2 separate regions of the Homo sapiens genome follow, and region 1 is linked to region 2. A link is an interaction called in ENCODE POLR2A ChIA-PET data of the cell type or tissue named here. Cell type or tissue: A673. All regions are shown on one strand. Each heading gives the region's core, and the rest is flanking DNA. Links, peaks and the distances in the headings are about the cores only.

Region 1 (12,991 bases), core at 2,866-10,865, 120 kb after region 2:
CATATTCCCAGACCCTCTCCCTCCAGACATTTGTGCAGCCCACTCCTTTATGTGTTTACATACTAGCTCCCTGCCTCCATAATGTTAGTCTCAGGAGAGTGGGGGCTGTTTTAGTTTCATACAGCACACTCAACCTCAAGAATAATGCTTCCTATGTAGTAAGTGCTCAGTAAACATTGGCTGAATGAAATTTAAATGAATACCCAGGACTCTCAAAAGTTGCTCGTCCAGTAGCTGGAAAGACACCCTCCCTCTTCTCAAGAAAGCAAATCAAGATGCAAGTGAACCAGAGATGGTCAATGTCCTGCTAATGCAGGGCTGAAGCTTCAGGTGGCTTCCCACCCGTCACCTCTGGAAATCACATCTCATCTCCTACGTTCTTGGGGCCTTCAGTGACAATAAACTAACCTGAGATGATGGGTAAAAGTCAAGAGTGACCCCTTTCTTTCCTTATCAATAACATGCCTTTTAATAGAGTCCTTCTGGAGAGAAAGCTGTTCCCAAAACCCATCATCTCTTTCCTGTAGTCTTTTATCTACACCTTCAGGTCTCATAGGTGCTTCGGATGGAAGCAAATGCAGTCTCTCTTTCTATAAACTGTCCCTGAGAGAGGCACCCCAATCCCTGGACTTCAGATCAGTACTCCCCTTGGGCCCCATATATAATCATCATCTCCTGATAATCTCACCTCAAGTCGGCCTCTGTATTCCTCTTCCCCATTCTCACTGCCGCCACCCGGAGTCAGGCCCTCCTTTTCCTAAGTTGGTGGACGGGAAATAGGCTATTTAATGAAATGCATGTTTCTGGCCATGACATTCTGCTCAAAACCTCCCAAGGACCTTGTAAAACCAGCTTACATCATCTCCTTATGCAGCCTTCCCTGCCCCTTCCTCTCAGAGCAGAATTGACCCTCTCCCCCTTGTGTCTCTGCTGTGCTTCATGTAGACTCATCTCATACCATCTGTTCCTCTTTACTGCAGTTAGCCAGCTGCTTCACCTCTAGACTAGCGGGCCTTGATCATGTCACTTTTTATGTCCAGTACCTTAAAAAATCCCTGACTTTCATCAGCGTATCAATACCTATACTTGGTTCTCATTATGCATCAAAAACAATCCGAGCCTCTTGCTCTATCATTAACAGTAACCAGCTTGTCCCTTCATTAGTCCCCCATACATCCCATCCACTCCCAGCCAGGCTGAGTGTCCCTCGGTGCCCCTGTTAGCATGTGTCTGGGACCACCTAAAGGGTCCTGGAGAAAGGCCCCTAAATGGTAACGTTCAGTACATGATGGCAGATTGTACTTAAAATGGTAGATGTTAGAATATAGTTAACTGGAGGTTCTAGAGCCAGACCACCTGGTTCAATCTCCCTTCTACCACTTACTAACTTGTGACTTGGGAAATTATACCACCTTAACCTCTCCGTGCCTTAGTTTCTTCCCTGGCAAAAAAGGTAGCAATAATAGTACCTATCTCATAAAGGTTTTTGGAGGATTAGAATGATACAGATAAAGCTCTGGAACAACCTTGTCACATAGTAAGCATTTAGTTAATTCTGATTATTATTGAGTGTCTGCTATATGTCAGTCACAATGCTAGAAACTTGACATATATTACTGAAACGGGAAAACTTCCCTTGCCCCCCTCATGGGGCATGCAATGGAGGAGTGGCTCGCCTCTTCAGTGCCTCACTGCTCAAGCCTCTAGGGGGAGCATGCAGACGGGCAGGCTGTGGGGCTTCAACCCCACGACAGTGTCTAGGGGTGAATGTTTACAGCTGAAACCCTAGTGGGCATGTGTTACAGGGTGTTCTTTTAGTTTAGCTGTTTGTAGGCGGCTTCTGTTAGCTCAATTAGACCCCTGCCTTATCACAAGGACAGAGGGTTTTCTGTATCCCAGGTTCTTGCCTTGGTGTACCAGAAGAATCAGATCACGCATGGGCTTGGAGAATGAGTGCAAGGTTTTATTGAGTGGACATATCTCTCAGCACATGGGGAAGCCAGAAGAGAGATGGTTTTCCTGTGGAGTTGGGCCGCTCGGCGGCTTGGGCTTTTCTCCAACTGCCGCCTTGTTCCACCTGTTGATGGCCTGCTGGCCTGCCAGCATCTGTCGTGTGCTCTTCCTCCAGCATGGTCCCCTCCATGTCCTCTCGATGTCCAGCCACTTGTGTCTTCTTCCACCGATGTGTTTCTCTTAACTTCCAGCAGCTTGTGTGTCTGCCTGCTAGGGCCTCAGGGTTTTTATAGGCACATGATGGGGACATGGCAGGCCAGGGTGGTCTTGGGAAATGCAACATTTGGGCGGGAAGGCTGGAGTATCTGTCCTCACCTAGGTCATTGGGCACAGGCCAAGGGTGGAGCCCTCGCCAGGGACCATGCCCTTCCCTTCCCAGCACTTCCCTTCCCCGCTTCTATATCATTACTTCTCATACTTACAGCAACACTGGAAGCGGGCAGTACTTTCTTCCTTCAACCAGTGAAAGGGCTGAAGTCCATAGAGATTAAGTATCTGTCTCAAATTCACATGGTCAGGACATTTCGAAGCAAGGATTTGAATCTACTTATGTGATTTTTGCCATACCTGTACTATTATTTACCAAATAACCTTTAATTTGGCTCCTTTTCCTTTAAATAAATATAATATATTAATAAATCTAAACTTCATTTCATTTTCACAAATAAGTTTGATGTGTTCACTAATTCTCCTCATTCACATAATAAGTTTACAATAGTTAAATGTTTGTCCACATTTCACCTAAAAATATCAGATATTCCACAGTAATTAGTAAAAATATTATATATTCCACAGTACATGGTACTAAGCCATGTTACTTAGCCTGTTTTTACTTATATGCACTTCACAAGAATAAAGTAATCACTTAACTTATAAATTAAAAGGACTTTAAAAGCAATCTAAGCCAGGAATAAGTAGCCTTCAATTTTTATGTCAATTTTGACGAATTGAAAATGGCTGCCCAGAATAATTACTGTGTTGGACACAACAAGAAATAACGCCATGCTCTCTGTGCACCGTAGGCCCAGGAGCCTGGAGTGAGGGGACTGGCCACATATTTGCCATTCTTTGTCTAGTCCCATCTACTCAACTTTTCAGAGATGATGCCCCATTAACTCTTCTTCCTCCCACCGCCATTACTTTACCAGATAACCAGGAGAGCCATATTTTACCAAGAGACACAGTAAGTAAGCAAGGAAGGAGACTGGCAACTCTCCTGATTCTGCAGTGATGGCACCTTAGGAGACACACAGGGAACTTAGGGTCATCAAAAAGGCAATTAAAAGGGCTGACAGACAATGTGCTGGATAGGACATCCAGGCAAGGAGAGTAGAAAAACATCAAGGAGCTGTAACAGCCAGACACAATAGGATCCTGGCAAGTAAATATTGTTTAATGTGATGACTGTGTATTAAACCTGAAGTTAGCATTTAGCCCCTGTCAGTCAGCCAGCAGGATGCCTCTAAGTGCTTACTGGGGCTCTTGTATATATATATTTTCTTGCTCCAACACATACTTAAGGCAGACACTGGGTTGTGGTAAAGGATCTCTTTTATGGTTATTTACTTGGACCAAGTTGTTATGCCCATGCAGACAAGCCTCTACTTATTTGGTCTCATTTGAAGGATTAAAAAAAAAAATCTCCTACTGATTGTCCCTGTATAATTCTTCCTATTCTTTCTGTTGTTAAAAGGAAGGGAGGTTTGTTCAGTGCTTAGGATCTCTCCAAAATCTACAAAAGAAGAGTCAGAGGCCCTTCCTCTTCTGGCAAGACTAGATCCCTTTTTCAGAAAACGTCTGAAAGATCACAGTTCAGAAAAGAGTTAACATAGCAGACTTGAAAACTGCTATCCTTAGAAAGCCCTGCTTACAAGGTTGGCCTTTAGGCTGACATCTGGAAACTTAGATTTCAGAAGATTCCTACCATTCACTGGCAAGAATGGCTCACTGTACCTAAACTGTGCAAATATGGTTTACAATGAACACCTGCTTTCCTTCTGGGAGTCTGGAATTTGGGTACATGGCAGGCAGAGGCAGGTAGAGAGGGCATGCCCCCAGACCCCAATGAAAAACCTGGGCACTGAGTCTCTAACGGGCTTTCCTGACGGACAACATTTCACACTTGTTGTCACAACTCATTACTGAGAAATTTAAGAGTGTCCTCTGTGACTACATTAAGAAAGGACCCCTGGAAATTTGCACCTAACTTACCCTGGACATGCACCTGTTCCCTTTGCCAATTTTTATCTGAATCCTTTCACTGCAATAAATACTTGCTGTGAATAGGACTATACATTCTATACATTGAGTCCTATGAGTCCCTCCAGGGGATCGTAGAACCAGTAGCAGACCAGGGGAATCCACTGACACAAGCACTTTTGCTTTTCTGTGCTCTGGGAATATAAGTATATGGGTCATGACCAGAAAACAAACAAACAAAAATTGAGCTAAAAATATGAAATTTAGCTATAAAGTGTGAACTCCATAATCATCAACTAGAGAGCTGATCTATGTCTTGGACAAGTGGGGAAACATGGTGAATTTCCTGTAGCAATTGGAGAAGGGGTATTTTGCCCTTGAAAAGCATCATTCAATTTATGATCTGATCTTGTACAGAAGAAGAGAAAGTGCTATATAAATAAATACTAGTTAACACAAACAACCTCTCTTGAAGTAGAACCACCTCCAAACTAGAAATCTAAGATTCCTCCCCACTTTTTTATAAAAGCCTGCCTTCCATAAAGGCCTTTAGAAAAACTTAGACCTGAAAAGGAGCTCAGAGCTCATCATTCCCTCTCTTCTCAGTACAGAAATCCTCTTTAGAACATTCCTATCAGGTTATCTCTTGAGCACTTCCCGTTCACCCAATGCTTCTCAAAAATTTCCTCCAAACTACTCGAAGAAAATAAATCTTATTGGCAGAGTAGTTACAGGTATAGTTCAAATCAGATTTGAAAAGATAAATATCTCTGAGCATACCTTGCTTTTCCTTAAAATTTATCTGATTTTTGTTATTTCCTCACATGTCTGTGTTTTGTGGAGATATTCATCACCATTTTAAAAAGCATGCCTCAGGCCAGGCACTGTGGCTCACACCTGTCATCCCAGCGCTTTGGGAGGCCAAGGCAGGAGATTCGATTGAGCCCAGGAGTTGGGGACCAGGCAGGGCAACATATCAAGACCTTGTTTCTGCTAAAGATAATTTTTTTTCCAAAAACTTAGCCAGGTGTGGTAGCACATTCCCGTACTCCCAGCTACTAGGGAGGCTGAGGTGGGAGGATAGATTTAGCCTGGGAGATTGAGGCTGCAGTGAGGTTGGAACACCATTGCACTCCAGCCTGAGAGACAGAAAAAAACCTTGTCAAAAAAGAAAGAAAAAAAAATAATGTGGCCAGGCGTGGTGGCTCACGACTGTAATCCCAGCACTTTGGGAGGCTGAGGCGGGCGGATCATGAGGTCAGGAGATCGAAACCATACTGGCTAACACGGTGACACCCCGTCTCTACTAAAAATACAAAAAATTAGCCAGGCGTGCTGGCAGGCGCCTGTAGTCCCAGCTACTCAGGAGGCTGAGGCAGGAGAATGGTGTGAACCTGGGAGGCGGAGCTTGCAGTGAGCTGAGATCGCGCCACTGCACTCCAGCCTGGGGGACAGAGCAAGACTCCGTCTCAAAAAAAAAAAAATAAACAAATAATAAAGTATGGCCTTAGAGAGATTACTAAAGTACATTTTTATGTAACTTTTTTCTAATTACAAAACACAAAAAAAGTACAGAGAGAAAAGAACAATACCTATGCATAATCCCTGCACTCCTACCGCAAGATAACTGCTTCTAATATTTATGTGCCTGTCTTATAAATTTTTATTTTAAAGAAAAAAACAGCTATAAGATAGTGTGATAGGTTCTACTTGCAGAAAAAAATATATGAAAGAAAAAAAGAATGGAGAATTACAATCTTAACAGAAGAAGTGCCTGAAATCTACTTTGACTAGAAAACCTAGAGGTGAGAGAGACAGAAAATTAAACATAATAACCATGTTTTCATTTTAAAACACACCTTTCAAGTAAGGATCCAAATGCTTCAGATATACTAGGCAAAGATGGGGTCCAAGAAATTTAAGAAAGGTTGTCTGCACATGTATTCACCTTGATTCTTTGTTAATGTAAGGTTTGGTATCTATATACCCTTTAGTTATACTCACTCAGCAGCTGTCAGCAGAATCATTACACAGGTTAAGAAACAGCAGTGTTGGGAATTTATTTTCCAATGACATATATATACAGGTCTTTCCAAGAGGTAGAAAGCTTAGGTCTCATAAGACAAATAATTGTGCTTATAAGGCATTAGATTTCGTGGTTGGCCAGCTGAATAGGTCCATTTCAAGGTCCTAAAAGAAGTAGATGTTGCACACACACACACACACAAACACACACACACGCACACACACACACGAAGATGGGTGAAACTCCTGCTGAACAACAATATTCCACCAGGCAACTGGCTAAAGGAGTGGAATTTACTTCAATGGTTGGAAACCTAAGGGCATCTACAGTGTTTGAAAGAAACTGAGAACTTGCTTTAGAAGTCCAAGTTTTAGTCCAAGTTCTGTCCTTTACCATCTGGTTGTCTTCGCAAGCCATTTCACTTCTCTGAGCCTGTTTTCCCATCAATAGAATGGGTATAACAACGTCCACCTTGAATGATTGGGGGGTTACATAATTTAGACGGCCTGGCATGTAATAAATACTGCATAAATGTAGCCCAGAGAATTGCTACACTGATAAAATAAAACAATACATGTGAAAGCACTTTGTAATCTGTATAGTTATCTGGGAGTGGGAGAAAGCCAAACCTCACCAGAATACTATTGTTTAGAACTAAGGATTACATTTAATAAGGGCCTCATACATCAAGGAAGGCAAACAGATTGAGACAACTCCATTTGATGAGGAGCTGCTGTCTCGAATGCCACATTGTAAAAAATATCCTGCAGCCATGGGTTCAGAAGGGACAAAGAAATACAGCATTAATGCCAGTTATTGTAGCATAATCGAAATGAGTTAGAGCTTGAGCCCAGCGGGAACTTACAGAAAGACGTTCTGCCTACACCCCGGCTCCCTGATCTGCAGCTGCACCACTGAATGTTGCAGAAAAAGGTTTCATGAACAGAAAATGGCAATCATAAGACTTGTAGGGTGTATACGCTCTTTTCAAGTATATCTAAGTGCATGATCTCAAGTTACTGGATATCAGCAAAAGAGAACAGAGAATATTTCCAGCCACAATCCAAGGACAATATGGAGTATCAGTTTCCACTAAATATGAGATTAATGATAGCCCTACTTGATAGGGTTTCTATGAGGAATAAATTAGATGAAATACATAAAATACCTAGAACAGATCTAGCATGGGGCAAGCGTTCAATAATATATAACTATTATTATAAGGATAAAGATGTATTATCTTTTGTTTCAATAATTCACAATATAATTTGGGATTAGGTTGCAAAATTGATGAGTAATGTGATACTCAAGTCAGGTAAAATTATTTATTAATAATCTCTAAATTATCAAGACCTGCAGACTTGGAAGCTCCAAAGCAAATAATACATGACTTTAATCACTCTTTGTCTTTCAATTGATACCTCCCTTTACCTAGGGCAAGGGAAGCTTCTGTTTTAATGGAAAGGAAAAGAGGGAGGACGGAAGGAATTGAAGCTGGAATAGGCTTGTACAATGGGACAAATAAATATAGTTTTCACTCTTTATGACCAATACATACAGTTGGCTTCATTTTACAGTTGGCTTCAAGTTAACAGTGCATGTGATGCAAATCAATTTACAATTTTCCTTAATAATTAAATCAAATAGTAATAAAATACTTAAAGCTGTCTTTTACTATGCCTCAGTCTGACAACGAGAGATAACTACTGCAAACATAATGAATTATGTCTTCTGGTATTCAACTTCATTTCTCTAAATAATGTGCTTGTGCATTTATTTCCTAATTAATGTATCTTATACATTATCTAGTGACTTCTGTTAATATTAGCTCTATTACATTCCCACCAACCCTCCACCTCCTTTCTTCCCTACACTTCCTCTTATATCACAGTGTTTATATTTTTATTATGTAAATATTGTTTATTTCCAAGTCAAATAGTTTATTATTATTACATTCCCATTCACATACAGTTTTCTGGTATTTCTTTTTCTTTTCTTTTTTTTTTTTTTTTTGAGATGGAGTTTCGCTCTTGTTGCCCAGGCTGGAGTGCAATGGCGTGATCTCAGCTCACCACAACCTCCGCCTCCCGGATTCAAGTGATTCTCCTGCCTCAGCCTCACAAGTAGCAGAATACCAGCTACTTACAGGCATAGTTAGTGATTGCTTTATTTATCATTGCTACTGATTACAAGCATAGTTAGTGATTGCTTTATTTATCACTGCTTGGTTTTCTGTGCCCATTCCAAGTTTTTTTCAAATGCTGCAGCTGTTTTGATGTGTACCTATCAATAATTATTTAACTCAAATGCTAGCCAACCATTTAATTTAGTTATATCATTTTTCTCTTTCAGGATGAAACTGTCCATCCAGCTCTAAGGAGAACTGGTAGCTTCCTTGCCCTGATGCTTAGCTGTTTATACTGAAACTTCCCCTCCACTTCTCTCCTGTATTGGATCCCCTGATTCCTTGAAGTAATGTCTATTTTTCATTTTACCCTATCAATTGCTAAAACATGTTCTGCAATAACTTCCTGAGAAAAGATACATGAAAAATTAGTTTTTGGACTTCTCATGTATCTTGATTGATTGATTGATTGATTGATTTACGGGGTATGGAAACCTAAGTTGAAGTCACATCCCCTTAGAATTTTGAAGGTATTTCTTTACTATCTTCTAGAATCCTATATTTTAGCCATTTGAATTGCTATCCTTTGATTGTGACCTGTTTTTTCCTCTATAACTTGATGTGGGTTTTTTTGCATTTGTTGATCTGGGTAATTGGTGGACGCTTTCAGTCTAGAAACTTTCAGCCTTCAGTAAAGAGAAATTTTCCTATATTATTTATTTGATAATTTCTTCCTTTACTTTTTCTCAGTTCTATCTTTCTGGATCACTTCCTTCATTGGATGTTTGTTCTCCTTGTTTGATCTCCAATTTTCTCATCCTTTTTCCTTTGATTTTTAACCTCTAGTTCTATTTTCTGGACAATATCTTTCACTTTATTATCTACATTTTAATAAAATTAACCGATTCATTTGTATTAGTCAGGGTACTTAGGTGCAATGATTAGAAGGAAACTCTGGCTCATAAAGCAGAAAGGGAATGTACATAAAACATTTTGAGTAGCTTATAGAATATTTGCAATATGAAAGAACAGACGTGGAGGCTACAACAGCCAAGAAACCAGAGCACCCTCAATACTTCTCAGAACTTAATCCATAAAAGCATTACTGTAGCCCTCAATGGGCATAGCTTGCACTGCAATGCCACCAACACTGGGTGCTGTGTGGTGTCACTAGAATTTCTTCCAGTCTACCACTGGAGGCTGGAAGTAGCTGAAATCACAACTTCCAGACTCACCAGAATGGATCTGTGTGATACCTGAGTCTTCCTGTCACTAAATGCTAATTCAAATTCTGGAGAAACTGACCATGCCCTAGTTACAAGCAAATGTTTGACATTTTTGGTTTTAATATTGGAAACTGGCTCTGCCTCAAAAGGTAGGGAATCCCCCAAATGTATGATAAGGATTCAGAGCCTGGGCAATCACAAAGGATAAAAATGTCCACTGAGGTCCACACTTAATCCATCCTACACCAATGTTCACCCTTCTTCTACACTTCTAAAAAAATGCTTCTACATAGCATAATGCAATGAAAAATACCTTGTCCAACTAAAAAACATGCTTATCCTTTGCCCTAATATTTAAAAAGCAGTAAACTCAAAGTCTCACTGTTATTTATTGTTTCCATTCCAAGACCAGGATCTCTGAGTAATGTTCATGCTTCTCCGGTTCTATACTGATAACCTTCTATTCAATATCACATAATCTTGGATTAATTTGTGAATTTAACCAGAATGAACAAACATAAGGTAGTGGGAGATGGGGGATAAAGGAAAGAAAAGAAGGCAGTTCAACTGTCTAGGATATTTATTATTTTCAATGGCAAAACTCGCAATTACTTTTGCACCAACCTACAATAGAAGAAAATATTGGGAGATGCGGCTGTCCTTATTTCTCCAAATCCCCATGAAACTTGTGGCAGGCTGAAAAATGATTCTTCAAAGATATGTCCACATCCTAATCCTTGGAACCTGTATATGTTACTTACTGTATTTGAATACAGAGTCTTTGTAGCTGCAATTGAATTAAGGATCTTGAGATGAAGAGATAATCCTGGATTACAAACATGGGCATAAAATCCAATCATAGGAGTCCACGTAAGAGAGAAGCAGAGAAATGTTTGACACACACAGAAGAAGAAAAGTCAATGTGTACACCAAGGCAGAGATTACAATGATGTGGCCACAAGCCAAGGAATGCCAGCAGCCACCAAAACGTAGAAGAGGCAATAAATGATTATCCCCTAGAGCTTCTAGAGGGAGTATGTTTGTTCCTGCTGAAACCTTGATTTTAGCTCAGTGAAACTGATGTCATATTTATGGTCTTCAGAATTGTAAGAGAATAAATTTCAGTTATTTTAACCAGGCTTGTGAGAGGTTGTTAACAGCAGCCACTGGAAAGGAATATGAAGCTACAGTAGAATTTAGGATTTTCCTTCTCTATTATCAGGCTCAGAAGTCTGTGTTTGTCAAATGCTTCTTATGAGATTCTAGACATTATTCAGATTTTTAAATTACTTCTTTGGTAGCAGCAGCATCTGCTAAATGAGTCACTTCTTCACCACCCTGCTATTTCCTTCTACGGGGAGGAGTTCCTATACCTTTAATACTTCTGATCTGCCCATTTTCTCACTAATTGGTGAATTTGGAAGGAGAAGTTCCTTTCTTTTGGGAGCTTGCTCCCTGCACAGAGGTTTTTGTAGCTGGGTAGTTGGCTTTTAACTGCTACAACCTGAACAAAAGACTTTTAAGTCTAGGCTGCAGAGTATTGTGACTTTTGTGGATGATTATAGTTTAAGGAGGCCAAGTCCAGAGGCAGAACCTGACCCATGGGGAGGTTTCAAAGAAATGTCAGTTGAAAGCCACTGGGCCTCAGCAAAGACACTGGAGCCCTCAGGTCTCAGCAAAATCTCCAGGAAGAATATTTAGTGGGGGCAAGAAAACCGCAACTGGAGGAAGTTCACCCAGAGGCTGGCAAGCAAACTGATTGCTTTGTCCTCAGCAAACTTACAGGCCCATAGTAGGCACAGGCAGCTTCACAGTATAGGCAAAAGCAGTTCAAACTTTAACTACATGTAACATACCTGTCTGGGCAGCAGGACCTCTGCAGATGCCTTGGAATATGTTAGGAAGCCTGAGTCAATAAGAACCCCCGAGGCAAGGGTCCAGTTGTAGCGAAACACAAGTGTTTCTTCCTATAAGCCTTTGAGACATTAGTTATAGCACAACATTTGTTTTTTTAAGCTTAAAGGAAGGTAAACTCATGTGCACTACAGAGCACTAGGGAGATTCACATATATCCATGCTAGCTTTATATCATTTATCATCATTTATGTCACATTAGCTTCATATATCCATACTAGCTTTATATTATTCGTGTCCAGCCAACATAAGATGTACTAGATTGGCTGTTTCAACTTCCATTCTACATTCCCAAGGGGAAAACTGCAACAAGGTCTTAGGTTGAACTAGTAAGTCTTGTATATGTACTCAAGATCATCCTCATTCAGTGGTACCCCATTTGGTTAATTTCTTATAAGGAAGAAACCTTCCCCAGGATGCAGTTTTCTTTAACCTAAACAACCTGACAGGTGCGTGACACATGACTGACACGTCTGTGACACATGACTGACACGTCTGTGACACGTGTGTGACACGTGACTGACAGGTGTATGACACGTGTTATACGTTAATGACATGTGTGTGGCATGTGACTGACACATGAATGACAGGTGACTGGCACATGACATGTGTGACACGTGACTGACACATGTGGCACAGACTGACAGGTGTATGACACTTGTGTGACAGGTGACTGATGTGTGTGACACGTGACTGACACATGTCTGACATGGGTGACACATGACTGGCACATGACTAACACGTGTGGCACGTGACACTTAAATGACATGTGTGTGACACGTGGCTGACATGTGGCTGACACGTGTGTGACACATGACTGACACTTGGCTGACACATTTCTGACACATGGCAGGTATGTTCTGACACATAGCTGATGTGGGGGGGGGGATGTGACTGACGTGTGTGACCAGTGTGTGACCCATGACTGAATCATTGCTGACCCGTGAATGACTCGTGTGTGACCCGTGTGTGACCCCTGTCCAGCTTATTTTTGTTTTTTTAGTAGAGACGAGGTTTCACCATGTTGGCCATGATGGTCTTGATCTCTTGACTTCATGATCCACCCTCTTGGCCTCCCAAAGTGCTAGCATTACAGGTGTAAGCTACCGCACCTGGCCTCAAATGATATTCTGTTGGAAATGAGAATGGATGTACAGGTGAATATTCCTTTCAGGTATGGTAGATATGCAAGGTCATATTAGTTTCTCTTGGAGATTTCTCCCTACTCAGCTTTGGCTCACAGCATGCATTGTTAAGAGGATTCTGGAAGCTTGACATTGACCTTCTTGTGTCTTAGAGACATTAAAACAAAGAAGGCTTTCTTTTTCTACTTTTCACTCAGGAAACTTAGAGTATTTGGTAACATAAAATACTGGGTTCTAGGGAAATAACTGTCCCTGGGATAACTGCTCTAGAGCCTGAAAATTGATTTTTTTTTTAATTTGGTGAATATGGCCAGTACTGACAAATGTGTGCAGCATATTAAGA
Region 2 (12,991 bases), core at 1,663-9,662:
TAGATCAAATGAAGTAGCTGTGTTAGCAGGATGATCAGAGAGTTGGGAGAAAAGAACAAAAGCTAAGGAGATAAATTGAAGGCATGTTCAGGGGTGAGTTCAAGAATGAGAGATAGGCCAGGCGCGGTGGCTCATGCCTGTAATCCCAGCACTTTGGGAGGCCGAGGCGGGCGGATCATGAGATCAGGAGATCGAGACCATCCTGGCTAACACGGTGAAACCCTGTCTCTACTAAAAATACAGAAAATTAGCTGGGCGTGGTGGCGGGCGCCTGTAGTCCCAGCTACTCGGGAGGCTGAGGCAGGAGAATGGTGTGAACCCAGGAGGCAGAGCTGGCAGTGAGCTGAAATTGCGCCACTGCGCTCCAGCCTGGGAGACAGAGTGAGACTCTGTCTCAAAAAAAAAAAAAAAAAAAGAATGAGAGATAAAGAACAGTGTCAAGACATAAAAGAAAAAAAGCTGGGGAAGAACCAAGGTCCAAGCCAAGAGGTTGTTTTAAAACTTTTGTTATTACTATTATTTTAAATATATTTGGGGGGTACAAGTGCAGTTTTGTCACATGGATATATTGCATAGTGTTGAAGTCTGAGCTTTTAGTGTAACTCTCACTGGAACAGAAGACATTGTGCCCCCATTAGATAATTTCTCATCCCTCTTTTCCCTCCCACCCTCTTGAGTGCCCAGTGTCTATTATTCCACACAGTATATCCATGTGTACACATTATTTAGCTCCCACTTGTAAATCAGAACATGCAGTATTTGACTTTCTGTTTCTAAGTTATTTCACATAACGTAATGACCTCCACTTCCATCCATGTTACTGCTAAAGACATTACGTCATTCTTTTTATGGCTGCATAGTATTCCAAACAGTATGAGGATTTCTCAAAGACCAAAAAAATAGAACTACCATTCAACCCAGCAATCCCACTACTGGATATCCACCCAAAGGAAAAGAAATCATTATGTCAAAAAGATACCTGTACTTGTATGTTAATCGCAGCACTATTCACAATAGCAAAGATATGGAATGAAGCCAAGAAGTTTTTGATAAACATCCAAGTTGTAGTCATGAAGGTTTCTTCTGGCAGTTCTGAATAATCTCTTCCCACTTGTTAGCTTTTGATCGTGAGCTTATTATTCAATTTTTCTAATCTCAACTTTGTTGGGTTGTTCTGAAGTTTAAAAATAACTCACATTTAAGAACTGACTACAGTGGAAGCTCAATACCAGGCGTTTCACCTTTCTTTAAGTATGAGCTCTGTATGCTTCCTTGCCTGACCCTATACATACTTCAGTAGGTTTAACAAGTAATGAATTATATAAAGACAAACATAGGACTCACCTGCTCCAGGGCATTAATTTCTACCAGGTGTCATGGTTTAATGCAGGACAAGTTTAAACACTAACATCATTTCTGTGAGGCATGTGCTACCCTATAGGCTCCCAATTATAGTCGTAGCTATTACTACAATGTAAACTTTCATTGTATCATTACCACATAATAAAATCCATTAACAGGATGTGTCAACACTAATAAAGTTATGACTCAAGCGAAAATGGGCATCTCACAGCTTGTCAAATCAGGGCCTAGGGGCATTGTCACAGATTTGTCAGGCCAACAAGCTTTGTCTGTTAAAGGTGTTGGAGTGAAATAAGAAGAGATTTGTTCCCCAGCATAAAGCATACAAAATAACTTTGTGAGTGTGGTTATATCCACCCCATTTTACAGATGACAAAATAATGGCCTGAATTAATTACACACAGTCATGTGTGACTTAACAATGGGGACACATTCTAAGAAACATGTCCTTAGGCAATTTATCCATTGTGCAAACACCATGGATTAAACTTACACAAACCTCTATGGTACAGCCTACTACATGCCTAGACTATGTGGTATAGCCTTTTAAAAATTTCTTGGGGAAAGTTATCCTCCCATCTCAGCCTTCCAAGTAGCTGAGAGTAGAGGTGTCAGCCACCATGCCCAGCAAGCCTATTACTCCTAGGCTACAAACCTATACAGCATGAAATTCTACTGAATACTGGAGGCAATTGTAACATAATAATAAATATTACTGTATCTACACATATTTTAACATTAAAAAATACAATAAAAAGATGGTATTAAAGATAAAAAATGGTACAACTATATAGGGCACTAACCAGGAATGAAGCTTGCCAGACTGGAAGTTGCTCTAAGTGAGTCAGTGAGTGAGTGGTGAGTGAATCTGTACACTATGTAGACTTTATGAACATTGTATGCCTAGACTACACTAAATTTATAAAAGCATTTTTCTTTCATCAATATAAATTAACCTTAGCTTACTGTAGTAACTTTTTTACTTTATAAACTTTTTAATTTAAAACTTTTTTTGACTCTTTTGTAATAACACTTAGGTTAAACACAAACGTTTCACAGAGGTACAAAAATATTTTTTTCTTGATATCCTTATCCTATAAGCTTTCTACTATCTTTAATTTTTTTTATTTTTTAAACTATTTTTTGAGAATGAAGACACAAAACACGAATTAGCCCAGGCCTACACAGGATCAGGATCATCAATATCACTGTTTTCTACCTTCACATCAAGTTCCACTAGAAGGTCTTTCAGGGCAGTAACGCTGATGCAGCTGTCGTTTCCTATGATAATAATGCCTGCATAGGGCAGTAACCATGGAATGCCTTCTGAAGGACCTGCCTGAAGCAGTTTTACAGTTAACTTTTAAAAAAAAGGTACACTCTAAAATAAATGATAAAATGTATAGTAAATGCATAAACAGTCATTTATCACTATTATCAAGAATTATGTACTGTACACAATTGCATGTGCTAGACTTTCGTATGGCAGCACAGTAGGTTTGCTTACACCAGCATCATCACAAACACATGGGTAATGTATTGTACTATGACATTATGTTGGCTACAATGACAATAGCTGATGGGTGCTTATCAGCTCTGTATTAGTTTGTTCTTGCATTGCTATCAAAAATACCTGAGACTGGGTAACTTATAAAGAAAAGAGATTTAATTGGTTCACGGTTCTGCAGGCTATATGAGAACCATGGTGGCACCTTCTTCTGGGGAGGCCTCAGGAAACTTACAATCATGGCGGAAGGCAAAAGAGGAGCCTGCACTTTACATGGCCAGAGCAGGAGAAGAAAGAGAGGGGCTAGGTGCTACACACTTTTAAACATCCAGATCTCATGATAACTCACTCACTCACTATGACAAGAACATCACCGATGGGATGGTGCTAAATGGGCATGAGAAATCCGCCCCCGTGATCCAATCACCTCCCACCAGGCTTCACCTCCAACACTGGGAATGACAGTTCGACATGAGATTTGGGCAGGGACACAGATCCAAACCATATCAAGCTCCATTATAATCATATGGGACCACCATCATATATGTGGTCCATTGTTGACTGAAACATTATACAGTGCCTGACTGTACTTGCTCAATGTCCAGCTGACTTTATTTGAGTCTAGTTGTCAGTCCTTCTCCCTCTGATATTCAAGCTGATGTCACCACACTGTAGAGCAAACTCTTTGGCAACAGTAAGTCACAAGTTGACTTGGCTGGCTCAGTGTATATCCCAGTTTCTCTCCAACTCTGGCTTGGAAGTCTCAGAGCCTCTTGGTTCCTGGAAGTCTCACCTGTCCAGGCTACCTTAAGTAGGGTGGGGATGGTGGGCGATACTGAAAAGATCATTCCTACACACTTATTATTTTAATCTCTCATCACTTTGCAATTATGTACTTCAGACATGGTAGAGTTAATTTATCTTTAGTGAGAGAAAAATATAGTTCTTTACTATAAGAATTTCAGGGTTCTTTATATTAACAGGTTAATTTGACAAAACAGTTATTGCAGACTTACTGTGTTACTGCGTAAAAAGCACTTTATTTGGCTGAGAAAACAAGAAAGAAAATACTATTTGTGGGCAGGGGTGGATCGTTAGACATGTGAAAGAAAGGGAGGATTTGAAATCATTTCCCATTACAGATCTCAATCCATCTCCTCCTTTGTACCTTAAGAGGAGAAAGAAAGGGGGAAAAGAATTTTTAAAAGCAAAGAAGAGGAAGAGGGTAGGAGGACCATTTCAGTCTAACATGCAATTTAATTTTTTCCATTTAACAAGTTTTATGGAGCAGTTACTTTGAACATAATTATACACTGGGAAATGGAGAATGAGTGAACACCAAAGCTTCTCTCTTTGGATTCTTTTCTCTACATGCTCCATGTCCTTCTCACAATACCCCTACTCCACGGCCAGTAAATCCATCTGAAAATCAATAATAGCTATTGTAAACAAGGACTCAAGAAGTGAAATATTTGTTTTAATATCTTTGTAAATAACAACTCCCACATTTAGACCACGACTATATTTGGAATTTATTTCCGTTGACCTACTTAATTCTTACCTGCTTATATTTAAGTTTAAAACATAATCTTCTTAAAAGAAAATTGCACTGATTTTAAAATGTCAAAACATTTGGCATTTTACCAAGCTTGTCAGCTCTCTTTAAGTAAATACAGAGACGTGAATTATCTAGCCAATTCTTTTTCGTCTTTACAAACACAGAAATCATTTCCTGGGGATTAATCATTCTTTCAAGTTTAGAAAGTTGAAGGAAAATACTGATGTAGGCTGTATCACCATTACATTAAATGTTTGTGAACATTCAGACTTAAAAAACACATGCATGAATCATACTGTTGGTGATCTCAGCATTGTCTCTGTATAAAAGAAAGGCCACTAGGGGGTAGAGCTAGAAGCCCAGTAGACAAAGAAGGTAAGGGCAGTGAGAATGATGCATCTTGCATTCCTTGTGCTGTTGTGTCTGCCAGTCTGCTCTGCCTATCCTCTGAGTGGGGCAGCAAAAGAGGAGGACTCCAACAAGGATCTTGCCCAGGTAATTAACGGTGGCATCTATTGCAGCTACTGGCCAGCTCAATTGTGTCTACTTGGTCTTCCAATACAAAGCAGAATGATTAGACTAGAGATCACTTTGTTAGAAAACTGTAGCATCAGAGAATAATTAACAGGCTGGAGGTGGAAATTATTTTTATGTTAACAGAGAAGAAAAGAAAGGTTCAGAAAGGGAATATAACTGCTCAAGGTTACAATAAAATAGTAGCAGTATATTTGTGGCTAAGTGAAAAGAACATATGGAGAATATATGAAACTCCTCTGGCTTTAGAATTTATTTAGTTAAAATTATTGGGGAGGGGAGCATGCTAAGTTTGATCTTTAAATCATATCAGGTAATAGTTTTCATATTTTTACTTGTCATATTTGGACAAAAGAGTTTACCACACTTCAGTCTTAAACCAGGTCTATAATAACAATGTAAGTAGAAAAGGTTAGTATTCTAACTTTTCACAAAACTATGTTAAAAGAGGGTTTCTTTAAAAACTAACAAAAATAATGCTAGACTTGAATTTTCAATCCCCAATTCCTTACTTGACTAGCAAACTAACATTGCAATAAAATTTAAAAATTTGTATGAAATGGGGAGTCTTAATGAAAAATCAAATTAAATGTGATAGCCTCTTTTGTTTTAAGAAACTAGAGGAAAATTACGATGGATTATAAAAGTTGGATAAATGATGGAAAATCACAAAAATGCCCTAAAAATTCTATTTTCCATTAGCAATACCTAGAAAAGTACTACAACCTCGAAAAGGATGTGAAACAGTTTAGAAGAAAGGACAGTAATCTCATTGTTAAAAAAATCCAAGGAATGCAGAAGTTCCTTGGGTTGGAGGTGACAGGGAAGCTAGACACTGACACTCTGGAGGTGATGCGCAAGCCCAGGTGTGGAGTTCCTGACGTTGGTCACTTCAGCTCCTTTCCTGGCATGCCGAAGTGGAGGAAAACCCACCTTACATACAGGTAATGGTTCAGATTAGTTTTCACATAATATTGAAACCTTATAAGTTACTCGTCATATTTGGATAAGTAACATAAAGTTTTCTTTAACAATTTTTCATAAAGGCAGGAGAAAATAACATCCTCTTCAATTTTTCTCCTCCAGGATTGTGAATTATACACCAGATTTGCCAAGAGATGCTGTTGATTCTGCCATTGAGAAAGCTCTGAAAGTCTGGGAAGAGGTGACTCCACTCACATTCTCCAGGCTGTATGAAGGAGAGGCTGATATAATGATCTCTTTTGCAGTTAAAGGTAATCAAATAAAGCATCCATTTATCTGGTGTATTCATCTGTTCAGACTGCTATAGCAAGTTACCTTAGACTGGGTAATTTATAAACAACAGAAATTTATTGCTCACAATTCTGGAGGCTGGGAAGTCCAAGATTAAGGTGCCAGCAGATTTAGTGTCTGATGAGAGCCTATTCCTCATAGATGGTACCTTCTGTGTCCTCACACGATAGAAAGGGCCAGGAGGTTCCCTCAAGCTTCTTTCATAAAAGCACTAATCTCATTCATGAGGGCAGAGCACTTACGACATAATCACTTCCTAAAGACCTAACCTCTTAATACTATATTTCATTGGGCATTGAGTTTCAACATATGAATTTGCAGCAGACACCAACATTCAGACTATAGAATCTACTGTTGTTTAATTGGAACAGGGTAAAAAGAAATTCTGAACACTTATATTTCCATTAATTTGTTCCCTATCAGAACATGGAGACTTTTACTCTTTTGATGGCCCAGGACACAGTTTGGCTCATGCCTACCCACCTGGACCTGGGCTTTATGGAGATATTCACTTTGATGATGATGAAAAATGGACAGAAGATGCATCAGGTGGGTCGTAAACCTCTCGGGAACATTTCAGGAATAATGTCCAATCCTACCCAAAAATAATTGGATTATCTAGAACGAGCAATAAATCGAATATACTAGTAACTGAATTTTTTTATTACCTGAGTTTTAAACAGAAGTACTGTTTGTTTCAATCATTATTGAAGAATTTTATAAAATGTCTGTATTTTCATGTTTGCCCCCACCAAGTACAATATTGTAAAAACCATTCAACCTCATCTCCACAACTCAGGATCTTGTGGGGGTTTGAGGATCAGCATAATTAATAATGTTTTTCATCACTTTAATGATAGATGATTAGGATAGAATGAATTCCATTAAACCAGTTCCAATCCTAACATTTGCCCTCAGGTTTTCTTTCTTTCTTCTCATTGGCCTCCTTTTTACTTAAAAGTAGAGATCAGGAGAAAATGCCAGGAACTGAAAAAAAACTGTTAGGTCATCTTTTCGAATAAACATGTCACTGTCTCTAGCTTAGATGGGTTTTTTTCGCCCTAAATTGGCTTGGAAACACTTTACATCTAAACATAATGACTAAAATTAACTGTATGCTATTTAATTTTTAAAATGGCTTCTGAAGTTTAGAAACACACTGTTGAAATAATCACTATTTCTGACAGTGCCTGGGATTTTTAATGTAAATGCAAAGAACATCTTTCCTGAGTACAAGACTCAGGAGGCTGAGGCACGAGAATCACTGAACCCAGGAGATGGAGGCTGCAGTGAGCCGAGATTGTACCACTGTACTCCAGCCTGGGCAACAGAGTGAGACTCTGTCTCACGAGACTGAAGTTTGTGTTGCATGAAATGATTGCCTTTTATTTGAACAACTGTTCTTTTCTGCACAATTCTTGGAGCCTTGGTTAAATAATATCTACTACTAAATTCAATAAAACCCTTTTTATAATATTTTTAAAAAGCTGAATCTAGCTGTGTTTGTGCTGCAGAAAACTGTTATTGGGCATGTTTCTGTTTTAAACTAAAGATTGTACACATCCAATGGCACCTATTACTGGGAAGATTTTTGACAATCAAAAATTATTTGATTATGGCCAGGCACCAGTGGCTAATGCCTGTAATCCCAGCATTTTGGGAGGCCAAGTTGGGTGAATCACTTGAGACCAGGAGTTTGAGACCAGCCTAGCCAACATGGTGAAACCTTATCTCAACAAAAATACAAAAATTAGCCGGGCATGGTAGCACGTGCCTGTAATCACAGCTACTCAGGAGGCTGAGGCACGAGAATCGCTTGGACACATACTCCAGCCTGGGCGACAGAATGAGACTCTGTCTCAAAAAAAAAAATTACTTGAGTATGATGAAGAGGAGGAAGAGAAAATCAGACTAAACCCCACAAGAAATAACCACAGTCTTCTGGCTTAAAAGTTTGAACGTAAATGTTATATGATTAATTTTAACCAAGGTTGCAACTGGCAAGTGTTCCTAAATTTGAACAATGACTTTTTATTTTTAGACAACGAAGAGTTATATTTACTGACATGCTATTAGTCTTGTCCTTTCAAAAAAAAATCTTTTGAAAATAATGCTTCTCATTTGTCAATATAGGAAAAGTGTCTTAGTTTTCCTGACCAAGGAGGGATCTAGGGAGGGATACGGTGAAAAACTGTCTTATATATTGACTTAAAGTCAACCTTGAAAAACACATTAATTTCTATAAAGTATGGAATGTGCCAATCAATGAACCAATCCACAAATACTGAAAAGACATTGTGGTTTCAAGGATGGCCTGTACAGCTGGCATATGTTCTGTATGTGTATTTATGGAAGAAAGAGCTGGTGAATTCTGAACATTTATGATTTTCATACAGGCACCAATTTATTCCTCGTTGCTGCTCATGAACTTGGCCACTCCCTGGGGCTCTTTCACTCAGCCAACACTGAAGCTTTGATGTACCCACTCTACAACTCATTCACAGAGCTCGCCCAGTTCCGCCTTTCGCAAGATGATGTGAATGGCATTCAGTCTCTCTACGGTGAGTGATGCTGGAAAAATTAGGCATTGCAGATCTACAATGACAGTCCTCCAGAAAGCTTTCCAGTGCTACCTAAAGTATTTCTGATTTGGCCTGAAGCACTTTGAGAATGTTTGAAAGGCACACAAATTGACAGATGCATCACATTTTTTTTTAATGTTTGCATCCCCAAATCTGTTTCCTTTAGGACCTCCCCCTGCCTCTACTGAGGAACCCCTGGTGCCCACAAAATCTGTTCCTTCGGGATCTGAGATGCCAGCCAAGTGTGATCCTGCTTTGTCCTTCGATGCCATCAGCACTCTGAGGGGAGAATATCTGTTCTTTAAAGACAGGTCAGACCAGAAAATTATATTTTCCTATCTATTCTTTTGATGTACAGTGCTTAGAAAGAAAAACAGAAACTTGACAGAGCTTTTTTTTTAATTTTAGGTTCAGGGGTACATGTGCAGGTTTGTTATATAGATAAACTCGTGTCACAGGGGTTTGTTGTACAGATAATTTTGTCACCCCAGTACTAATCCTAGTACCCAGTAGTTACTTTTTCTGCTTGACAGAGATTTTTTAAAATATAAAATTTCCTCTACATTTTAAAATCATTCAGATCTAGTTCTTGCTGAATTTTTAACATCTTCTTAGAATTGTCCAGATCATTTTTTACAGACTTATAAGGGATGATTCTTGGTCCCTAGACTGTAAGTTTGATTAAGGCAGGGAGTTATATCTGTTTCGTTCATTTTTTTAAAATATCATATATCATGGAACTTCTTCAGAAAGCACTGGTGGATCCTTAGAAGCAGGGTGGTATCTTTCCATTTACTAATATATGCTACTATTTAAATTAATTACTTTTGGAAAAAAGTGATATGTGCTTGTGGCACAATATTTAAACACTACCAAAAGATACGGAGTTAAAAAATCTCTCTCCAGTCTTTGGCCTACCGTCCTCCAGCTCCCTTCATATGTGCAACCACTGCTACCAATTTCCTTTGACTCTTTACAAAAATGTTCTACTCATATACAAGCATCAATATACACATAATATTTTTTAAAATATTAGGACATAATATGCACACTGTTTATGGACTTTTAGAATGGAACCAAGCTAAATAATTTTACTGGAACCAGTCACAAGTCCTGCCATCGATTTCATTACCCTGGAATCACATGCAGGAGGATGGTTTAATACAGACTTCTATGAATGGGTGAATTAGCATGGATTTAAAAAAAAAGAATTTTTTTTTCACATATCTAAAAGAGAAAGACAATTGCAAGTAATTTTATGTATTACAGATATTTTTGGCGAAGATCCCACTGGAACCCTGAACCTGAATTTCATTTGATTTCTGCATTTTGGCCCTCTCTTCCATCATATTTGGATGCTGCATATGAAGTTAACAGCAGGGACACCGTTTTTATTTTTAAAGGTGAGTACTATATAAGAATTTCAACTTGCTGGAATAAATCCTATTGCAAAAATTTTATTGACATGAGTTTTATCCATTATATTAAAGTTTAGATTACTGAAAGACCTTGTGCTAACACTTAAATAAAATTTGTACAAAGAACATTATAAACTTTATTTTAGAGACCTCTTAAGAAAATAGGTGGCATTCCATATTCATAAAAAATGCAAGATAGTAAAAATGTCAATTTATCTATAGATACAAGACATTTTCATTTCAAATACCAAATGCCAAAAGATTTTTCATGGAACTTGACAAATTAGTTTTACAATTTATATGGCAGAGGAAAGGCCAAGAATAGCCAGGATGCTCCTGGTGAACCCATCTTATTAGATGAGGAGAAAAGCCCTGTGTTATAAAACTTTAATCGGTAAGATGTAGTATCAGTGCAGGGAGAGATAAATTAACTAATGGAGATATTCAGGTATAGAGGCTTCTTTATCAGACTTTTAAACTACTGTTTCAATTTGTTTTATTGGTAATATGCTATTAGAGTTTCTATTACTTCTTGAGTCAGTTTTGTTAACATGTTTTTCTAAAAATTTGCCAATTTTGTCTGTTTTCAAATCCATCAGAAAAAGTTTTTGGAAAATTATTTTGTTGTAATTTGAATTATTGCTGAAGTTTTGTTTTCTTTTTCATTCTTAATACTGAATCCTTTTGCCTTTCTCTTTTTTCTTCATCAATCTCATAATATATGTAATAATTTTACTGATCTTTTCAAAGGACTGACTTTTGGCTTTATTTACTCTCTATATTATATTTTGATTTCCCGTTTAATTAGTTTCTGTTCATATCTTTATTGTTGCCTTAATTTTTGTTTACTTTGAATTGATCCTGTTATTATTGTTATAGCTTAAGTTTGATACTTACCTTATTAACTTGTAACTTTTTTCTTTTCTAATACAAGCATTTATACCTATAAATAACCATTTCTTCTGTTTCATCCAGCAAATTTCGATATGCAGTATTTTCATTTTGTTCAATTTTAATTCTTTAATTTCTCATTTTTATTTTTTCCCTAGACTCATAGGTGATAATGGAATATTTTTAAATGTCAAGCTTTATGGAGATTTTAAAAATATTTATTTCTGGCAATCTCACTTATGTGAAGATCAAATGAATGTGAAATTGCAGTAGAAATTGTAAAGGATTACATAACTCTAACGTATTGTTATCAAGTAATGTATCTCACATTTACATATCACTTGCACTGTGTCAGACGCCATTCTCATTGGTGGAGGTCAGGACTGAAAAGGGCTCATATTCTAGAAGGGGCAGCAGAGATGAAGCCTTTGGCAGCCTACATATGACAAGTGCTGGGACTGAGAGAAGGAAGGGTGCCATGGGAGCACCTGACTCATACCCAGGACTCAGCAAAGATCCCTTAGGGGAGGTGATGTTAGGATGGGTCTTAAAGTTCTCTATTGTTGTGCAGAGATGGGCTGGGTGTACAGAAAGTAGAAAGGTCTTTAAGAAAGAAGAAATTGTTTTTACCAAGTAAGAGCATATCTGGAACTGCTCAGACAGATACAAGTCATTCGGTTCAGACGAAGCAAGAGAGATAAACAACAGATGGACATTTTAGATTAGTGAATCTGGCAGTGAGTGCGAAGAAGGAATTCAGGCTTGGGGTCTGGGAGAGTGATGTAACAAAGTAAATGCAGAGAGATTGATGGGATTTTATTGTCCTAACTCACTAGAATTTGAATGAATTCCGATAGTGTTCACAAGAAGCACAGATTGGAATTGGTGACTGTGAAATATCTCAAAGGAAGTGTCCAATAAGCAACTGATCTATTGGTATGAAACTTAAGAGAGAGAGGTCTAGGTGAGAAATTCAGGTTAAAAGTTTACCAACAATTATAAGAAATAACTAAAACTGATCTATAAATAAACTATAACATATAGATACAAATATATAAGACACAGAAAGGGCAGTGAATCAGAGTTATCTACTCATTTATTCATTCATTCATTCACTCGCTCATTCAGGGAGTATTTATTAAGGACTGGCTGTGAACTGGACATTATTAGGTTGGAATTAAAACCAAGCCTTCCTCTTTACCACAACAATGCACTATAATTATTTTTAAAATCAATGGCTTCAAGTAAAATGTCTTGGATTTATTTTTTCAATAGGAAATGAGTTCTGGGCCATCAGAGGAAATGAGGTACAAGCAGGTTATCCAAGAGGCATCCATACCCTGGGTTTTCCTCCAACCATAAGGAAAATTGATGCAGCTGTTTCTGACAAGGAAAAGAAGAAAACATACTTCTTTGCAGCGGACAAATACTGGAGGTGAGATGCAAGAGAAATGACTTTCTATGAAGCCTGATTAAGAAAATTATTTTCTTTCTTTAAGGATATTTCCCTACCCTACACCCACCCTCTAACTTTCTCTAACTTCAAAATTTATGATTATGAGGAAGACAGCTTATTGTTCTACCTTCCGGATACAAAGGCCTCTCAGAATGGTGATCACTGGGCCATATACTCAGACACTAAAAGACATCAGGAGAGGCCAGCTGAGGTCCAAAGGCATTCACCTCTTATTCCATTTCCAGTCACCATGTGGCTGCCATAGGAAGCCCAGGTGTGGCAGGCTTTGGAGACAGGATCTACAGGGTCCCAGTGTGACTGAGAACCAGAGGTTTATTTTTAGCTAAGTGATTTAATTAATTTTGCATTATGAATTCATTATGTCTACACAGTCTTTATGTATTTATA

Evidence for each region. Peaks named below come from ENCODE experiments on the same cell type or tissue, not always from the same donor. Only the 100,000 strongest peaks of a DNase experiment are listed, where the experiment ranks them.
Region 1: POLR2A ChIA-PET joins it to region 2 with 12 read pairs; 2 of 35 experiments call an interaction of 5 or more read pairs at or near these places.

The regions. Positions count from the first base shown.
Region 1 is chr11:102,653,265-102,666,255 of GRCh38, reverse strand. The region is part of intron 1 of MMP20-AS1 (MMP20 antisense RNA 1); the gene reads right to left. Among named protein-coding and RNA genes, the nearest start is that of MMP20-AS1, 19 kb to the right of the region's middle. RefSeq lists an enhancer at 2,732-2,901. In A673, for the core only: no CTCF peak of the experiment used is centred there; no DNase peak of the experiment used is centred there; H3K27me3 peaks cover 2,540 bases.
Region 2 is chr11:102,772,418-102,785,408 of GRCh38, reverse strand. MMP10 (matrix metallopeptidase 10) reads left to right here and starts at 4,781. Exons shown (of 10, transcript NM_002425.3): 1 at 4,781-4,922; 2 at 5,664-5,905; 3 at 6,048-6,196; 4 at 6,660-6,785; 5 at 8,633-8,797; 6 at 8,985-9,129; 7 at 10,088-10,221; 8 at 12,403-12,562. The coding sequence starts at 4,818. It also overlaps the pseudogene WTAPP1. In A673, for the core only: a CTCF peak has its summit at 4,759 (motif pointing right); a DNase peak (open chromatin) is centred at 4,758; H3K4me3 peaks cover 271 bases; H3K27ac peaks cover 1,237 bases.